Linked DNA regions of Homo sapiens: region 2 is linked to region 1. The links are chromatin contacts, found by Hi-C or POLR2A ChIA-PET in ENCODE. All regions are on one chromosome and are shown on one strand. Each heading gives the region's core, a stretch centred on a gene start or an enhancer-like site at or near the end of the contact. The rest is flanking DNA. Distances are from core to core; before and after follow the strand shown.

The links. A loop is a pair of places that touch in the nucleus more often than their neighbours do. ChIA-PET counts read pairs that join two places held with the same protein, here RNA polymerase II (POLR2A). Pooled maps may share reads with other maps.
Region 2: a loop to region 1 is called in a pooled map of right cardiac atrium, with 2.1 times the contacts of the local background. The contact joins two enhancer-like sites. A Hi-C loop is called at or near these places in 1 of 168 maps with a recorded cell type or tissue (K562) and 3 of 50 pooled maps. POLR2A ChIA-PET finds 5 or more read pairs at or near these places in 2 of 52 experiments (CD4-positive, alpha-beta T cell and WTC11).

What each region holds. Positions count from the first base shown.
Region 1 is chr5:178,384,507-178,391,795 of GRCh38, forward strand. The region is part of intron 2 of COL23A1 (collagen type XXIII alpha 1 chain); the gene reads right to left. Among named protein-coding and RNA genes, the nearest start is that of PHYKPL, 160 kb to the left of the region's middle. RefSeq lists enhancers at 1-413, 414-1,230, 2,355-3,173. Within about 2 kb of position 4,140, at least 3 of the 41 ENCODE cell types and tissues checked have a DNase peak (open chromatin) inside an H3K27ac peak, as active enhancers do.
Region 2 is chr5:178,540,117-178,547,405 of GRCh38, forward strand. The region is part of intron 2 of COL23A1 (collagen type XXIII alpha 1 chain); the gene reads right to left. Among named protein-coding and RNA genes, the nearest start is that of COL23A1, 47 kb to the right of the region's middle. RefSeq lists a silencer at 3,952-4,246. Within about 2 kb of position 4,472, at least 4 of the 41 ENCODE cell types and tissues checked have a DNase peak (open chromatin) inside an H3K27ac peak, as active enhancers do.

The DNA of each region.
Region 1 (7,289 bases), core at 2,890-5,389:
TGCATCCCTCTCCAGCGGCCCACCGGGCACTGTGCAGGGGCCGGCGTGCCTTACTTCCCTCCCTGCTCCTGCGCTGATTCTGCTCCTGCCTCAGAGATCACGGTTTGACATGGGAAACCAAGGCTCAGAGGGGGCAGGGCCGGGACTTGGACTCAGATGCGTCCAGTTTCAGAGCCAGAAGCCTCCTGGGGGCCTCACCCACTGAATCAGAGTGCGCGCTCACAGGGTGCACATATAACAGCCACCACGACCCTTGTACCACCCGGGGACGGCCCAGAACAGCCTGGGGCTTGGAGTCCCCCTGAGGGAAATGGCTGTGCCTTTTCCTAAAGCATTAAAAGGTCCGTAACAGAAAAGCGGGAAATAGCCTGCAAGGAGGAAGAGCGCGGTGAGAGGTCAAATGGGTGGCGAGGCTCCCGCTCCTTCCCTGTGCCCAGCCTCCCTGCCTGCCCCATCCAAGCCACCACACTGGGCTGCCCAGCCCACTCCACGCCGGGGGCTCTGTCCCTAGAGCCTGAGCAGGTCCTGACGGGGTAGTCTTCTGTGGCAGCCCCTGGTGGCTGGACTCATGTTGTCACAGCTGGGGAACAAGCATTGGGGTGGGGTTATCACCCACAGCTATAGGAGTGTGGGACTTGCTGTCTCCTGGGCTCTCACTCCTCAGGAACTGGGGCTCAGTCCTTTCTGCTCCTGGAGCCTCTCAGACTCTTCTCCTTACTGGGCCTTCCGCTCTGGCAGGGTGGGTTGCGGGGACCCCTCTGAGCTGCTAATGCTTCCCTCCCCCCAGGTCTCAGTGAGCTGTGGACGCGGGGAATTCACAGAGGGAAACACCCCTGCTCTATCAAACACCACCCCCACAGGCCCACACGTCTTCATGTCAGTAGGCTGGAAGCAAATGGCCAAAAATGGAAATGTTTGTGCTGGTGCCTGACTCAGTTTCTTTGCCCCTTATTTCTCTTAGGACGTGAGTGCAGCCAGGCTCCAGACTGTTGGAGCCCCTGGAGCCTGGCCGGTCTCCTCCAGGAGGGTGCTGGGCACCGAGCCGGGGTGGCCCTGCTCTCCCTGTGACCCTGGCCGTGTGCACGTTAGGAAGTTACTCTCATGCCCTTCCCCCGAAGCTTCCCACAGACTGGTGACTGGCTGTCTGAGGACGTTAAGCGCATCATCTGCCACACGTCGTGGCTTGATGTTGACTCACACCTGGGTTCACAGAGCAAACTGACGTAGGAAACACCCAATCCAAAGAGGATGCTCCACAGAGGCCAGAGCTAAGCTCACCCACCTTCAAAGGCATCTGATAATAAAACCAGGACCTCTGGGATCAGAAAGTTCCCGTGTCGGCTGCCAGGATTTTCAAAAGATGTATTCAACCTGTTTTAGTCTGGGATTTCATACAATATTTCACTGATTTTCCCTACAGTCGTAATACAGCTGACATTTCTCGGGAAATGAAAATCCATGTGTCCTAACCATCTAGTACCAAAGCAGAAGAAGGCAGAGTGCATAGAATTTGCAGATCCACAGCAGCATTAATAGGCAGCTGGAGAAATGAAAGCTTGCATTGCAGGCTATAATACAATGCTTGTATCCAACCCGGGCTTCGTGTATGTGGGTATGTTTTTCCAATATTATTATTAAAAATACAACATAGGCCAGGCGCCGTGGCTCACACCTGTAATCCTAGCATTTTGGGAGGCTAAGGCGGGTGGATTGTCTGAGCTCATGAGTTTGAGACCAGCCTGGGCAACACGGTGAAACCCCGTATCTACTAAAATACAAAAAATTAGCCAGGCATGGAAGCATGCGCCTGTAGTCCCAGCTGCTTGGGAGGCTGAGGCAGGAGAATCGCTTGAACCCAGGAAGCGGAGGTTGCAGTGAGCTGAGATTGCACCGCTGCACTCCAGCTTGGCAGAGAGAGCGAGACTCCGTCTCCAAAAAAAAAAAACGCAATACACTATTTCAGGAAATATTAGGAATAAGACTCACTCACAATCCCACCAACCTAGCACAAATATTTCCATTTTTGGCCATTTGCTTCAGCCTGTTGAGATGAGGATATGAGTCTGTGTGTCACCAGAGGGGGGTCGGGGTGGGTGAGTGTTTGATAAAGTGGGGGTCTGTTTTCCTCCGTGAACTCCCCCGCCCCCACAGCTCACTGAGACCCGGTGGGAGGGAAGCGTTATCAGCGCAGAAGGGTCCCCGCCGCCTACCCCTGCCCCGTCAGGAGTCTGAGCAGACACCATGGGCTCCAGGAGCAGAAAGGACTGAACCTCGGTTCCTGGGGAGCAAGAGCCTGGGAGAGAACAGGACGCACACTCCTATGGCCGTGGGGAGGTGACCTTCTTTTGCCCTGATGCTCACTGGCTCTATGCTGTGCCACTGATCGGATGCCTGGTAACTTCCTCGGCCATTGCCCAGTATCATCAGACATTTGAGTGGCTTCCAATATTGCACTATTAGGATGGGTGCAATAAATACCCACAGGCTGACCTCGGCTTTGCCTCTGGACTTCAGCTCCAGGTTTCGTCTCTCGCTCCAGGCTTCCTGCTGTCCGACTTCCTGGCACTCTGCACCCCCACCTTATTTCTCTCCCACGGCAGCTTCTCATCACCCCGTCTGGAACCAACAACACCCTCTTTTCTCTTTCATTTTACCCATCCTGGTGCTGACAGCTCACAGCAACCCTGCCCGAGTCTTCAATGGCCCCCACACACAGCCTCACCGAGGAAAGCCACGTTCTGTAGCCTGGTGATCACCCCTTATGCCTGGGCCCAGACTCCCCACTTCTCTTCCTCGTCTCCTTCCACATGCCCTTCAAATGTCCAGCCCTGGTCAAACTGACCCGCTCACAAGTCTCTAAGACACTGCTGGGTCAAGCCTCAGTGCGTTTGCCCAGGTGGGTCCCTCCACAGGAGCGCTCCTCCCGAAACCCACCCACCGGACATGTTCCTGCTGCCCTCCTGCAGCTCAGAGCACCCCTGCCCATGAGCTCTCCTGGCAGGGTCGGGAACTGCCTGCTGCATCTGGGTATGCTCTGCACACTGCTCCAAGGGCTGCCCTCACAGCCGACTGTATTTGGGGTTTGCCTGAGCCTCCCCTCCTGGACCAATAACTTCTAGAGGCTCATGACCATTTACCTTTTATCCCCAGTACGAATACAAAGATAAGGTCAAAGAACACACTCAGTAAATACACGCTGAGCTAATGAATGAACGAACGACAATGAGGCAGTGGGTCTGAGTTCTCCCTACAGACAGTGTGGGCCATTTTCCCCCGCGCTGTGCTTGCGGAGTTTCCCACTCCTCTGTCCCCCAGCTTTTATACTCAGGAAGGAAGAGGGCCCAAGGAGAAAATAAGGAGCCAAAAGCAACCTGCCTGCAAGGCCTCCTCCCAAGATGTGGCAGCTGTGGTGGCACTGCAAGAACTGCCAGTGAAGGACAGAAATGGGCAAGTGGGAGGAGATTGATGCAGAAAGCCCCCCGCCACCATGGCCACCGCCCACCGACACTGCTCCTCAGGGCATGTCCACCCAGCGCACGCTCTCCACGGTGTGATTCTTCCAGTAGGCTCACCTGCCAGAGCCCTTCCGTTATTGCTGGATGTAAAGTTCCCAGCCTCAGAGTCTCAGAAGCTCCCTGCCCTGAAATGCCTTTAACAGATAATTTTTCAGAGACTCCTGAAATGTAAGTCTCCCTCCAGCAAGCAGGTCTGTCAGAGATGCAAGACCTGCTTTTAGCGCTAGTCCTGATAATCCCACAGCAGAGCCAGTTCTCCACTCTGCTGAAGAATTTAGGGCTGGGGTGGCATGGGGATGAGTTGGATTTAATCTTACGTTCCCTCTTCTCAAAGGTGAAGAAAGGCCAGATATGCCTGTTGGAAGCAGGTATCCCTGGAACCTGCAGCGGGGCAGCTCAGGAGGTGGCTTACACTTACTTAAGCAAGTGACTTACATTTACTTAAGCAATGCTGGTTCTTCAGCGGCTCCTCCCAAGTCCTGGAAGCAGCCCAGGGGATCCCAGCTGGGAGAGGAAGGAGGCTGTGGGTTGCAGCATCAGTGGCCGTCTCCTTGCTTGTCTCTCCCACTGCCTGTCATCAACTTCCTCCCCTGGTGATTTTGCTGGGCCCTTCCCAGACATCCAGGAGCGGTGGAGATGGGCCTTCTGACTCATCCAGTGACCAGGCCACCGAGTGGCCTCCCTGCCTCCAGCCCAGCCCAGCCATCCTGTCTCCCATCACTGGCATCCGATGCTGTCACTCCCTTGCACTGAAACCTGCAGTGGCTCCCTATTGCCTATTTCCTCAGAACACAAAGCCCTGAGTAACCAGTCAAAAGGGAGTTTACTGCAGGACTTCTCAGGGCCTTTAGTATGCTAACATCCCTTGCAGCTCTCTAAGGTGGAGATTGGAGGGGATTATACGATAAGATTTCCCAAACTTCTGTGACTGTGGAACCCTTTCCGCAGGGACATCTCATGAGTCAGGTGCTCCAGGGACACTGATTTGGGGATCACTAACTAAAGGCTAAAATTTACACTCCTTACCAAGGCAATTGAAGCCTTCATAACCCAGCCTTGACTGGTTCCCCAAACCTGGCTGTCACGCTCCCGTTGCCTCAGTGTGTGGCTTTACATAACCCAGCCTTGACTGACTCCCCAAACCTGGCTGTCACGCTCCCGTTGCCTCAGTGTGTGGCTTTACAAAATTTTTGCTGCCTGGAAGCGGCTTTCCTTTTCCTCCACCCAGCAAAGTCCCAATGCCCCTTTCAACACAGCCTCCTGGCCACCTCCTCCAGGAAGCCCTCTCCCATTCCCTTTCCAAAGGTGGGTTTGGCTACACTCTCCCCTGTGTGACAGTTACACAGAGACTCACAGCACACAGCAACATCTGCATTTAGTCAAAGTGATGCTTCAGTTTGCATTTCACGACTAAGCTGCACAAAAGCTTCAGACCTCACCCAGATGGCGAGACATTCACACAGGGTCTGCAGGAGCTGATGTCCACTGGGGAGCTGCACATTCTCATCCCTCCTCACAGAGGGTGCCCACTGACACTAATTCAATGAGTTATCTCTTGTTTTGCTGGACTTCCCTCCACCCCCAAGTCGTAGAAGTGGACTTGCATTGGTTAAATGTGTATATAATGTGATTCCCATGTGTAGAGTTAAGTGCCTTTCCCTTCTGTCTGTGGCCTCCTCCAGAGGTGTTTTGTTCTTCATTTAGTGACAGCAGAGTGACAAGGAGCTCCATGTCACATGGCTTCTCCCTGTGGCCTTGGTGAGCCCAAGGTGGGTATGAATATACAAAGCTGACTGCTTGCGTGACGGGTGGGCACATGCAGGCAGTGTGTGGAGAAACAGCTACGTCCAGCCCTCCTGAGCCGTTCTGAAGTGGCACCGGCTGCCCCTGCCAAGACACCGGTAAGCTCCCCCTTGCCACTAATCTCACATGCTTACAGGAAAGACGCTCGGCGGCAGGAGCTAGCAGCGGGGTGCTCAGAGACTATGTGTCCTGCCAACAATGTGCTCAGGACGGATCTGTGGGATCCAAGCCACATCTGCTGAGGCTTTGAGAAAGTTCTGTTCTCCCTCTCAAAGCTACCAGAGGCCACGAAGGCTGGCCTTGGATTCAGGGTACTGGTTTGAACCCCATGGACATTCTCACCCCAGTCCTTGCTACAGGACCAGGATGAATATATCATTTACTATCCAAACCAAGATATTTTAAGAGAGGGAGAGACCGGCTAACTTGCAGGAAGAACAGGCATACACTGAGACTGTCTGGATCATGTGGGATGTACGGTCATTGTAGCTACAACTGGCTGGAGGAGGACAGCAGGGAGCAAGGAGGCACATGGCCATGAGGCAGGTCACCTGCTGGTGCACTCCAGGCTCAGTGTGGCAGAAAGGTATGGCCACATAAAGAAGAGCTGACCAAGCCCCTCTAACCAGCTGCTCTCCCGAGGGTCCCCTGGCACAGAACCCCCTCATGTTCTCACCCCAAAGTGCACAGGACAATGAAGGGCAGAGACAGCACAATAGAGACCCCTGCAAGGCCTCCCAGTGCCATCTGTGGGCACCTGAGTTACCAAGCACCTGTCATGGAGGCTGCTGTCCTGCAATCAATAAGGTTTTTAAAACTTGTCTGTTCTAACAAGGGTGCCAAGACCATTCCATGGGGAAAAACAGTCTTTTCAACACATGGTGCTGGCACAGCTAGATATCCACATGCAAAAGAATGAAAGTGGACCCCTGCCTCACACCATATGTAGAAATTAACTCCAGGTGGATCAGACTTACATGTAAGACTTAAAACTATCAAACTCTTAGAAGAAAACATAGGTGTAAATCTTCATGATCTTGGTATTAGGCAGTAGTGTGTTAATATGACACCGAAAGCATAAGCAACCAAAGGAGCAATAGATAAACTGGATTTCAAAACAAATAAACTTTTGTGCCTTAAAACAGGGGCCCCAACCCCTGGGCTGTGGACCAGTTTGTGGCCTGTTAGGAACCGGGCCTCACAGCAGGAGGTGAGTGGCAGGACAGTGAGCATTACCGCCTGAGCTCCACCTTCTGTCAGATCAGCAGCGGCATCAGATTCTCATAGGAGCATGAACCCTATTGTGAACTATGCATGCAAGGCATCCAGGCTGTGCACTCCTTATGAGAATCTAATGCCTCCAAAACCATCATCCTTCCACCCTTGTCTGTGGAAAAATTGTTTTCCACGAAACCAGTCCATGGCACCAAAAAGGTTGGAGACCACTGCTTTAAAAGATACCGTGAAGAAAAGGAAAAAGATAAGCCATGGAATGGCAGAAAATATTTGCAAATCATATATCCGATAAGGGACCTGTAACTATAATACGTAAAGGATTCTTACAAGTCAACAATAAAAAGACAAATAGGCAGAGGATGTCAATGGACCTTTCTCCAAAGAAGATAAACAAATAGTTACTAAGCACATGAAGACATAGGAAACGTCATTAGACAGCAGGGAAATGCAAATTAAAGCCACGATAAAGTACCACTTCACTCCCACTAGGATGGCCAGAATAAAAGAGTCAGACAGTCAAAAATGTTGGTGAGGATGGGGGGAAACTGGAACCCTCATCCATAGCTGGTGGGAATGTAAAAAATGCTGCAGCAGCTTTGGAAGACAGTCTGGCAGGTGCTCAAATGGCTTCACACAGACTGCCATACGATCTAGTAATTCTGCTCCTATTTACCCAAGAGAAATGAAACATCTGTCCATACAAACACTTGTACGCCCATGTTCACAGCAACATTA
Region 2 (7,289 bases), core at 3,222-5,721, 160 kb after region 1:
ACCAGGATGCCTGCTATTTCCAATTCTATTCAGCACTACTGAAGGTCTTAGACAATCAATTAATCAAGTGAAAGAAACAAAAGGCATAAGAATTGGAAAGGAACAAACACAACTCTAATTATTTATAGATGGTATGGTAGAAGATACATGGAAAATCTAAAAATATTAGAATTAACAAGTACATGTGGCAAGGTAACTAGATACAAGACCAACATGAAAAGTCATCACCAACAGAAAGCAAATTTTAAAAATATTATTATTTAATATTCACACAACATTTAAATTCTTACCTATCTACACAAGTTCACACACAAAAAATTAAATTCTAAGAATAAATCTAATAAAAGATGTGTAAGACCTCTACTCTCAAAACTATAAAACATTATCAAACAAAATTAAAGAAGACTCAAATACATGGAGAGAGATACCATGTTCATGAATCGGAGGCCTGAAGAGTGTAAAGATGTCACTCTGTCTAAATTAATACATATTCAATGAATCTCATTCAAAATCTCAGCAGGGTGGCTGGGCGTGGTGGCTCATGCCTGCAGTCCCAGCACTTTGGGAGGCTGACGTGGGAGGATGGCTTGAGCCTAGGAGTTTAAGACCAGCCTGGGCAACACAGTGAGACTCCATCTCTACAAAAAAATCTCTGCAAAAGGAAGCCAGGTGTGTTGGTGAGTGCCTGTGGTCCCAGCTACTCAGGGGGCTGAGGTGGGAGGATCGCCTGAGCTTGGGAGGTCCAGGCTCCAGCGGGCCATGTTCACGTCTCTGAACTCCAGCCTAGGTGGACAGAACAAGACCCTGTCTCAAAAAATGAAACAAAGAAATAATTTTTAAAAATCTCAGCAGGGCTGTTTATCTTTTTTATTTTTAAGGGAATTGTCAAACATTTTAAACTTTCTATGGAAGTGCAAATGACTGAGAACAGTCAAGGCAATCCTGAAAATCTAACCTCTATTCTATTATCAATACTAACTATCAAGTTTTGGGAATTAAAATAACAGTATCGACACATGGATAGACAAATAGAACAGAACAGCAAAAAGATCCAAAAACAGACCTACAAAGCCACCAGAATAACTAAAAGAAAAGAGACAGAAAATCCAAGTGTTGGGGAGGATGCAGAGCAACTGGAATTGTCAAACACACTGGGTGGGACTATCACCCTCTTTCAAAAATGATTTGGGGCCGGGCACAGTGGCTCATGCCTGTAATCCCAGCACTTTGGGAGGCCAAGGCGGGTGGATCACTTGAGGCCAGGAGTTCAAGACCAGCCTGGGCGACATGGTGAAACCCCGTCTCTACCAGAAATACAAAAATTAGCCGGGTGTGGTGGTCCTCGCTGCTTGGGAGGCTGAGGCAGGAGAATCGCTGGAACCCAGGAGGTGGAGGTTGCAGTGATCTGAGACCTTGCCACTGCACTCCAGCCTGGGTGACAGAGTGAGACTCTGTCTCAGAAGATTTGGAACTATTTACTAAACATAACATATGTATACCTTACGCCCAGCAATTCTGCTGTAAGGTTTGTACACAACAGAAATGCATACGTATGTTCACTGAAAGACATATACTACATTGTTCGCAGCAGCTCTCTTCACGACAAAAACTGGTTACTACCCAAATGCCCAACAACAATGCACAAATGAATAACCCTCAACTGCATGCAGCAACATAGATGAATCTCACAAACAATGCTGAATTGCAGACACAAGAATCCATACCACGTGCTTCTATATGAAGTTCAAATGCAGGCAGAACCAGTCTCTTAGGTGAGAAATCGGGATTATGTGCCCTGGGGACACTAGGGGAGTCTGTGGGGGTCTGGCCAGGTGCTGTTTCTTGGCCTGGACACAGGTGTGAGCTGCAAACTTACGATATGTGCTCTTGCTTGTAGCAGGTTACATCTTTTTATTGTTGTTTTGAGATGGAGTTTCACTCTTGTCGCCCAGGCTGGAGTGCAGTGGCACAATCTTGGCTCACTGCAACCTCCGCCTCCCGGGTTCAAGCAGTTCTCGAGCCTCAGTCTCCCGAGTAGCTGGGACTACAGGCACCTGCCACCACAACCAACTAATTACAGGCACGCGCCACCACAACCAGCTAATTTTTGTATTTTTATTAGAGACGGGGTTTTGCCACGTTGGCCAGGCTGGTCTCGCCCGCCTCAGCCTCCCAAAGTGCTGGGATTACAAAAGTGAGCCACCGTGCCCGGCCCTGTAGCTGGTTACATTTTAATAAAAAGTTTGTAAAAATTCGGCAGACATCAGAGGTACTGATAAGTTTATTAAAGTGACAAAAGCTATAATGGGTGGCAGAGTCACAGAATATTAAGTGTGTGAGGACCCTCTGCCTTTCTGCCCCTGAAGGAAGGGCCTGCGCTGGTCACTGCAGCCATCCCTCTGGCTGACCGGGGGAAAGAACAGAAAGACCAGAGTGAGAGAGTGCTGGAAACAAACCAGAAGGCTCTTACATCGGAAAGGGTGAAAACTACTGGTGTGGAAAGAAATGTGGAAGAGGTCCAGGAAGGCAGGGAAGAAAAAATACCAGAGCTCTAGACAGAAAAATGGGAAGGTGGAGAGGAAGGGGGAGGGGAGGGCTGGGAGCTCTGGGGAGAGTTCCCTCTCTGACTCCTTTGATGGCGTTTTGGTGTAAATCTGAACAGTCTCTGAGTAAGAACGGCCGGGCCTCTGGGGTTCATTTAGGTTGGGCTGCCAGAGAATGGTGCTCCTATACTGCGAAGTCAAAACAATTTTTAAAAGTGTGTTTATACCATGCATTATTTTATTTCTGTAAAAATTAAAATGTGTATCATATGTTAAAGCACAGCAAAAGCTCTGACAGAACACAGACTACACTCATACAATACTGACATCCTAGGGCATGGGATTAGATGGGGTGGTGAGATGCGAGTACAGGGAGACTTTCTTTTAACTGTGGAGCTGTGTGTGTTCGAGGGTTGGAGAGTGAGATCCTTTTGAGAGCATAATTGGCTTGTTTTTTTTTTTTTTGAGCCGGAGTTTCGCGCTTGTCGCCCAGGCTGGAGTGCAATGGCGCGATCTCGGCTCACTGCAACCTCCGCCTCCCAGGTTCAACCGATTCTCCTGCCTCAGCCTCCCGGGTAGCTGGAACTACAGGCATGCACCACCACACCTTGCTAATTTTGTATTTTTAGTAGAGACAAGGTTTCACCACGTTGGCCAGGCTGGTCGTCAACTCCCAACCTCAGGTGATTCTCCCACCTTGGCCTCCCAAAGTGCTGGGATTACAGGCGTGAGCCACCGCGCCTGACCTATAGTTGGTTTTTATAACAGTCCTTTTTTAAAAAAATAAAAGGATGACAGCCTGCTCAAAAGACTGGGGCCATAGGGGTTCTTCAGGAAGAAGAAAAAGGCGTGTTCAGTTATGAAATAAGCCACTCCTAATAGTCCTAAACAATGCCTGGAGTGAGCCCCGGGGGATTGTGACCCTTCCACAGGCGGCTGCAGGGTCTGAGTCTCCACCTTTGGTGTTGTGGGTGGCGGAGGCAGATACCAGTACACCTGGGCCTGCATCTCTCAGCTCCTCCTCCATCACCTCCACCTTCTTTCACCAAAACGGCCTGTCTTAGCCTGTTCATGCTGCTATAACAAAATACTATGAATTGCATGGCTTACAGATTTAGTCTGTGGGGGCTGCTCTAAGAAAACCTACCAGTGGCTTGCAAAAAAGACTGGGTGGCCTACAAACAAGGACAATGTATTGCTCACAGTTCTGGAGGCTGTAAGGCGCCTGCAGATTCAGCGTCTGGTGAGGCCGTTTCCTGGTTCATGGATGATGCCTTCTCCCTATAACCTCACAGGGTCGTAGGGGTGAAAAAGCTCCCTGGGGTCCCTTTTCTAAGGGCACTAATCCCATCACAAGGGCTCCACTCTCATACCCTAATCACCTCCTAACACCATTACCTTGGAGATTAGGATTTCAACATATGACTTTGGGACACAAGATTCAGTCCACAGCATAATCTCCGGGGCATGTCCCTCCTTACACTCTCCCTCCTCCTGCAAGCACTCTTCCCACCTGAGTTTATCACCCCACACAGTCCCCTCCCATGCAACCCTTCCTTCCCCTTCCCACCCCACCACCTCCCACTGAAGTAAAGGGACTAGTGCCCAGGGAACAGAGCTCGCCGCTTACAGAGCCCCCAGCCCAGCCCCTGCTGGAGCTCCTGGATCCCAAGGCGGGGAAGGCAAGTCGGCGGATGCGCACTTCAGGGAGGACGCAGGCGCAGGGCCGGGGAGCTGGGAGGCACCACTTTGCCCTCCTGAAAATTAAGCCCAAGACCTGCCATGGCGGTGGGGAGCAGTCTCCCTCAGATGGGGTCCCCTGTTCTCTCCACCTGCCCCAGAAAACAGCAAGACCGGTGGCCACCCCCGCTGTGAGTACTCTGAGGCCCAGAGGTACAGCTAGGAAGCATGTCCCTCCTGGGTACAGCTGACATGTGAGCAAGCACTTTGGCCAGCACAGCCGGCCTCTATCCCCACTGTGAGACGGGCGGTGCCACAAATGGGAGGTGACGATCAGGGGCGGTCACCTTCCAGTCCTGTAAGTGGCAAAGCTCAGAGGCACTGTGGGCTCAGCCTCCAGGTCACCTGCTGCCCCCGTGCCACTGGGGTAGTACGTTCGGGCCAGACGTGGTGGCTCATAGCTGTAACCCCAGCACTTTGGGAGGCCAAAGCGGGTGGATTGGTGGAGCCCAGGAGTTTGAGACCAGGGAGGCCAGGCTGAGCAACACAGCAAACCCCGTCTCTAGAACAACAACAACAAAAAAAGAAAAATTAACAAAATTTAGCCAGGTGTGGTGGCACGTGCCTGTAGTCCCAGCTACTTGGGAGGCTGAGGTAAGAGGATCATTGAGCCCGGGAATTCAAGGCTGCAGTGAGCCGTGATCATTGCACTCCAGCCTGGGCAACCGAGTGAGATCCTGACTCTAAGGAAACAATAACAATAAATAAAAATAAATAAAGTAGTACATTCCCCACAGTATGAGGGCCATAGAGGGGGTGGGGGGTGTTCTAGTTCCTGATGGGGGAGGCGGGTGCCCCTCATGGGTGGTCTGGGCATCCTCTGTTCCCTGGGCTATGCCCTCCTCTTGAGCCCCCACGCCCCTCACAGTCTCAGGCTACGGCACTTTGAGCCTCTCCCTGTGCTGGCCCAACAGGGGGCTCAGGTTCCGCACGAGGCTACTTCTAAAGACATGACCGGACAACAGGCCACTTCAAGCCCATTAGTGTCATGAAACTCATGACCTCACAGGGAAGGCAGCTCTCCCAGCATTCAGTCCTATTTCTAAAGGCAGAACTGAAAAGAATGAAAAGAACAGTGGGTGCCAGGGGCGGGGAGGAACAAGAGCCTTTGGGAAACTGCAAGGGGACACGGAAGAAAAGGACTTTAACACTCGGCCTGCCAATAACCTACAGGGCAGCAAAAGGAACCTCGAGTTCAAGGGCTCTCCTAAAAGCCAGGAGTTGCTTTCTCTCCATGATTGAGCAGAAGGTCTGCTGAGGGATTCTGGCCCCAAGTGAACCGAGGGTCTAAGCAGGGATGATGTGCTTTTCCACAGGGCAGCCACAGAAGGAACTTGCACCCTGGCACAAGCTGCAGGCACAGCTCCCTCCTATCACCCCCACATCCCACTGCCTGAGGTCCACAGGTCGATTCCCACAGGGATACATGAACAGACATATTTGATGCCTACTGTGTGCCAAGCATTTCCACATAAACTTGCCTCAGTTTATCCTCAAAACAAACCCATAGGGTACATCGTATTACCCCATTTTATGCACAAGGAGTTGGAGAGTTTTAAGAATTAGGTAACTGGCTCAAGTTCCCAGAGCTGGGCCCACCTGCATCCAAACCCTGACACCCCTCCTCCACGAGGCACCCTAGATTCCAAGGAGCCGGGAGGCTGCCCGGGAGGTGCTCACCCTATGTCTCAGCCCTGCCCTGGAAGCCTCAGGCTGAGGGGTGGCCACAGGGTCCCCACCTGGCCAGTAAGACTCTATCTCCCCTCCACCTCAAACAGAGCCATGCACACATGAAATATGGGGTGGCGGGGGGCAGATATGTGTAAGAGGCCTCCTGTTCCCGAGGTGGGGGTATCACCCCTCCATTCCTAGATCCCGTTCCTGCCTAAATTCCGGAACCACCCTGCACCCCATCCTTCCCAAGCCTCAATCCTCATGCATTTCTTCCACTGTTCGCCACTTTTGTCTAGATAGGCAGAGGAGCTGGTTTCTGTTGCCAGCAACCACAGGATGCTAACTTGTTCACCAGCCATCTCAGCTCTTCTCCCAGGACCCTCCCTGGATCCCCTCCCTCCTCTCTGCTCCCAGGATGAGGGTGCAGACCCTGCAAAGCTGGCCGTCTGCCCCCCAGAGCTGCCTCGTCCTGACACTGGGGGCCGTCCCAGGGCCTGGCTGCGGTGACGCGCCACTAACACTTACTGGACGATGAGGTAAAAGGACTGAGGGTTCACGAGGGCAGAGTGGGACTGGGATGAGGGAACCAAATGCAAGGATGAAGGGAAAACAGAAAACTGTCCAGGTTTCTGCCACAGCCAGTCCTATTTGTACCATGTAGCAAGGGCAGCTATTTCTGTCCGTGACACCCGCTTCCATCAGCCCCACAAGGACAGAAGGCAGCCTGAGGCAACTCCGTGCCAAAGGTGTGGGCTTGGCAGGCTCACAGCAGAGATTGTGGGCACCATCTCTGCAAGGCCAGGGGCACCCGAGCTGTGGGGCAGCACAAGGGGCCTGTGTGAGGCCCCTGGAGGAACACGGAGGAGGCACAGGGGCTCCAGGGCAGAGAAGCCGGAGGGAAGCCGCTCGCATGCAGAGTGGCCTTCCAAGCTTGGGGGGCATCCTTCTGGGAGCGCCTGGGTCCACAGAGCTCCCAAACTCTGCTCAATTCAGGCAATTTGGGAAGTAAAACAGGAAATGTCAGCTGCAAAAGGTAGAGAAGGCTTTTCAGGGAAGGTATTTCCAAACTATTTCCCCGTAGGGAATACATTTCCGTGACACTGAGTGGCAAGTACCCCGACAGTATCTGATTCACGCCAGCACCGAGCTAAATGCAAATGACTTTCAATCATCAGCCCCTGGGGCACACTCGGAACTCAGCAGAGCCGAGCCCTGGCCCAAGTCACCTCTATGACCGGCAGTGAGAAAAAAGGCGGGTGGCGAGAACATGGGAAAGAACATGGGTAAGAATATTGGCTCTCCTGGGCCAGATTTTGGACTTGATAGTCCCCA